2 separate regions of the Homo sapiens genome follow, and region 2 is linked to region 1. A link is a loop called in an ENCODE intact Hi-C map of the cell type or tissue named here. Cell type or tissue: Calu3. All regions are shown on one strand.

The links. Hi-C counts contacts between places; a loop is a spot of excess contacts. Peaks named below come from ENCODE experiments on the same cell type or tissue, not always from the same donor. Only the 100,000 strongest peaks of a DNase experiment are listed, where the experiment ranks them.
Region 2: it touches region 1 in a loop (7-fold over the local background); 27 of 110 quality-filtered maps call a loop at or near these places.

What each region holds. Positions count from the first base shown.
Region 1 is chr3:55,180,000-55,182,499 of GRCh38, forward strand. The region is part of intron 1 of LINC02017 (long intergenic non-protein coding RNA 2017); the gene reads left to right. The region is part of intron 2 of LOC124906243 (a long non-coding RNA gene); the gene reads right to left. Among named protein-coding and RNA genes, the nearest start is that of LINC02017, 3.1 kb to the left of the region's middle. In Calu3, no CTCF peak of the experiment used is centred here; a DNase peak (open chromatin) is centred at 1,162.
Region 2 is chr3:54,871,351-54,873,850 of GRCh38, forward strand. CACNA2D3 (calcium voltage-gated channel auxiliary subunit alpha2delta 3) reads left to right here. Exons shown (of 38, transcript NM_018398.3): 18 at 189-272. Among named protein-coding and RNA genes, the nearest start is that of CACNA2D3-AS1, 29 kb to the right of the region's middle. In Calu3, no CTCF peak of the experiment used is centred here; no DNase peak of the experiment used is centred here.

The sequences.
Region 1 (2,500 bases):
GGAAAAAATGAAAATATTCATAATTTAACCAGAAATATCTATCTTGGATTATGTCTTTGGCTAACCCTCTTATGCATATATGTATTCATATTAAAAACGATATTTTTCAAAAACAATGTTAACTTAATGTATTGGAACATTTTTCATGCTATTGATTATTAAATATTTTAAAACTTGGGGACAAGAAGGCATCTTGTTTATCAAAGTTTTCTAGTTGAAAATTCACTCAATAAAAATCATTTGTGATCTCAAATCACTCACTTCATTTGATCCTCCCAAAATCTGGTGAGGGAGGAGGTGCAGGCACAATTGCAGGGAATGGAGCCAGAACTGTTAACATTCCTGGTGAGACAGCAAAGTCAGAGAGTGTCCACGAACTCCCCAAGTTCATACTCAGCTGGTGAGTAAAGGAGACGGGACCTGACCCCGGGCCTCCTAATAATAAATCCCAAATCCCACCTTCTGGACTATCACACTCACATGGCTTTCTCCCTTGTACCACTCAGGATTCTGCTCAAATGGAACCTCCTCAAAACCCCTTTCCTTTCTCATCTTGTTCCTTGCCGTCTCTGTGAGGACCATGACACTAAGTTGGTTTCCACCTGTAGCCTAGCACCAAGCACAGCATCCAGTATATAGTAAATGCTCAACAAAGGTTTGCTGATCGAACACCACACCATGGTGCCACTGGATCTCAACACGACCACAGTTTGGAGAGTTGTCAAAAGAGATGATGAACATAGGCTCTGACAAGCTAGCATATCTGTTTAGGTTAATCTGAGTAAACAGACTGAATCAATGTACTGGTTGGATTAAATTAAGTTCATTATTTTCATCTCTGGGGAAAATCAATAAAACAAAAGAAGATTATGCGAAGCAGATAAAACAACCATTATTGAACTAAAAACAAACCCCAAAATAACAGCAGTTGATTTTTTAAAAAAATTCTGTTTAGTGAAGAAGCAAAAAATTAATCAATACTTTTATACTATCTAAATAACCAGATGATAGGATAGCCAGACTCTTGTCACTTCCTAATCAGCTATTTCTATGTGTATGATAGAAAATATTGGAGTACATCTTTGCAGTTTGTTTATTATTAGTTACTGTCCTTTTTAAGAATGGACCAATAGGAAAGCCCCCTAGTGGCCAGTTACCGATTACATCGCTTTTTGGTTGGCACATTGAAATTTTTTAACTAAAAACAGTCCTGTACACGGCTGCATTTCTGTTTAAGCACTGTTTGTCAAAAGCACTTTTTTTAAGAAGCCAGCTTTTCTCACAAATGTCTAAAAGTTCTACATTTGAAACATTTAGTCTCTAAGAATTCTTTGTCTTTCTCATGTTTACAAGCATAAGTAGTTCCTATATAAAGCTAAAGGAGGGCAAAAACTGTATTTCTCTATCTTCTTGACTACTTGGTCTATTTTAAACGTTTTCTTTTTTCTAACTATTTTCCCCAGTAATATTCACCCAAAGAAATGTGCAGTCAGTCTCTACTAAAACTACAAAAAATTAGCCGGGCATGGTGGCGGGCGCCTGTGGTCCCAGCTACTTGGGAGGCTGAGGCAGGAGAATGGCGTGAACCCGGGAGGCAGAGCTTGCAGTGAGCCAAGATCGTGCCACTACACTCCAGCCTGGGTGACAGAGCAAGACTCCGTCTCAAAAAAAAAAAAAAAAAAAAAAAAAAGAAATGTGCAGTCACAGTATATTACTACACATTTCATACTGAAATGTCTTTATTAATTATAAAGTTAGTCTCCAACTTAAGTTAGTCTCACTAGAATAGTAGTATAGTTTTAAGTTGATACATTTGAAAATAATTTATTTGAATAACTTCATTTTCAAAAATACATATATAATTTGAATACTGTTGGGGTAAATGTGATGTCACCAGGAATTATAATACTGAAAGAAGTTAGTTCTCAAATCTTAAAAACAAAGCAACAAAATCTCAACTTACAGTTTTTGAAAATATAAGATATTTTTATTTTGAAAAATAATGTCAAACTGTATATATTTTAAATATATTTAATATTTATTCTAAAACCCATTTTCTTAAAAGTGAAATGTAATATCTGAAGCCTTTCCTGTAATGATAATTATTGCTATCTGCATTGAGCAGAAACATTTTAATGATCCTTTTAAAGGATGCAGTAAAAACAAAACATGCAACCTTCAACCGATTCCACCTTTGTATAAAGTAACTCTTCTTTCGAGATTCACATTTCATCTGCAGACTGATACGATGCCATGGCATTTCAGGAAATGTAAATGCAAACGAAAGACAGTGATGAAAAATGAACGACTGATGGGTTTTATTTTGTTATTCCAGTACTCTTCCTCCAGTTTATGCAGTTTATTTTCACTAAGCCTTGTTATCTCTTTTTGTGTATTGTATTCCTTTCAATAAATGAGTGGCTTTGATCGTTTTTCAAAAATGAAAACACATATAGGCCATGTGTACTCATATTTTTCTGAACCTGTACAGAACTATGCA
Region 2 (2,500 bases), 310 kb before region 1:
GAGGCATCTGACCTTGGCTTTCCTGTCATTAAAAGTCCCTAGGACTGTCACCCTGCTGGGCTTCTCACCCTCATCGGTCCACTCCCAAGCCCTGTCCATGAAACAGGACTTGGGAAGGTAAAGATTGCCCTGGCTGATGACTTCACGGACTTTTGTTTTTCTTTTCTTTTTCTTCTTCCCCTTGCTAGTACGAAGAAGGAAAAAAGCGAAGGAAACCTAACTATAGTAGCGTTGACCTCTCTGAGGTGGAGTGGGAAGACCGAGATGACGTGGTAAGTGATTTGTTTTCAGGCCTCGTGGAGAAGGACCTGCATTGTACCCACTTCTGTACCTGGGGGCGATCCCAGGAGTTGGCCAAGAGGCCCACTGAAGGGACACCTGGCTACCAGAGGGACGTGGAGACAAGGGGCCTTTGTACCATGTGTGGAGTTTTATAACTCTTCAGCCGGTCAGTCGGACCAGTTGCAGACAGGCCAGCCACCCCAGCTGCTTGTGCAGTCTACTAAAACCATCCCCCTGCGGACGCTGGTCCCCTCTGCAGCTGATGACTCCAGCCTTCTTCCCAGTACAGTGGATGGCCCCTGACATCTTCAGTGGAACCTGGCTGGGCAACAGCAGGCTCTGCCTGGTGCAAAGTCAGGGTGCCTGCAGGCCAAGCAGGCAGGTTCCTGGGCAGCAAGAATTCACCTGTCAGGACCTCATTGGCACAGCCCTTGTTTTCAGAGTACAGCCCAGGGCTCTGCAGGCTCACTTTTCTCCTGCTTGGTCGGCTGCCCATTTCCTGTACCTTCCCAGCCTTTCATTCTGCTCTGGCCTTGCTGCAATTGCACCCCATGCTTTTTCCCCACGTAGATTCAGCCTATGGTGCTCTATCAAAAGCTCTCCTTATACCCATGACTTAACCCTGTCAGGTCTTCTTGGTACTTCCTCAATAAATCAGATTTCTTAGACACGGCTGCCTTTGTGTGAATCCAGGTGGACTCTCCTTAATTAAATCATAACTTCCCAGGTGTTTCCATCTGGGTCCCTACTCTTCCCTTTTTCTAAGAGTGTGTCTGTGCTGAGGCCACGTTTCTCTGCCCTACCCTCCCAGATTCGTCTAGGGTCCTTTCTTAAGTTCCACTGTTGAGTTGGCGTTGTTTCCATCTCTCACTGCATCCTGCTCTCCAAAGGGATGTTGAGGAGAACCATTTGAAAGCCCAGCCTGGGTTCTCATGCCTTCCAGAACAGGGGGCCAGCATCACAGTGCTTCCGCTGCAGCTTTCCTTCTTTCCACACGCTCTGCACTTTGTCACCAGCTCAACTAGCATAAATCTCTCATTTTCATCCTTGCTGGTAAAATGTGAGAGCCATACCTGTTTTAGAAACTTAGCCTCTTTTCTTCTTCATCTGCTCTAAGTCTACTTAAACCCAAGTTTAGACAAAATAACTTTGCCATTTGATAAAAGCTCCTTCCTCCTCCATACCCTTTTCCCCGCAAGCCAATGAGCTGACATAGTGTCAGCTCAATAGCATGGTCGAGTTTTCTATCTTCTTATTCCTTAAACACTGTCACAAGGATCCGGTCAGTTCTTAGGACTGTCCTGCACCTAATGTGCCCACCCTGGCTTAGCGCAATTGTGAGGAGTGCCACTCAGGTTTTAGACTCCTGCCAGGTTCAAATCCCGCCTTCTCTGCTTGCCGGATGTTTGTCTTGGGTGAGTGATTATGCCTCTCTAGACTTCAGTTTTATTTTGTGTTCTTTGTTTTATTTTTCCCCAAGAAAATGAGTGTGATGGCAGTTGTCCCCACCTCATAGAGCTGTTCTGAGGATTAAATGGATTAATAGATTGAAAAACAGAGAAGTACTTGCACTGTTCTGGGGAGTAAGTAAGCATTCTACAAGTGGTAGCCATTGTTAGTATTATTCTGACCTCCTCAGTCCTCAGGGGACCCTGTCATGAATGAATGTCCTGTGGATTTACAGTTGCTAGGAATCTTTGGAGGGGACTTTCCATTGTTGCCCTTCCTCTTCCTTCTTCACTTTATCTGTTGATTTATTTTTTTTGTTGTTTGCTTGTTTGTGACCTCACTGAATCGTCTCCCTTTTTGCATGCTACTTGAAGAGATGTATGACTCAGCTCACTCCAGTCATCACCTGTGCCCCAGCTAATTTTCAGTGAGCGAATGTCTCCTTTAGTAATCACAGTTTGGGAACACTTTGTATCTCCTCATCCTACTTTGCTTTCTCGTTGGAGCTGCAGGCATTGGATTCGCAGCCTCACGTGTGTGTTCTTCACCTCCACATGACACCCAGGACTGCGTTCTGTCTGTCCAACTTCAGAGTTGGACATCTCAAGCAAGTCCAGTGCTTTTGTTCTGCACAAATTGTTCTCTGGTTACGTCTTTGGTTTGAGTCTCTTAACTTGTCGCCTTGGAATATGGTGCATTTGGAATGTGAATTCCTTCTCTATCAACATATTTGACTTGGGAAAACCCAAACCACCATTTCTCTCCTGGG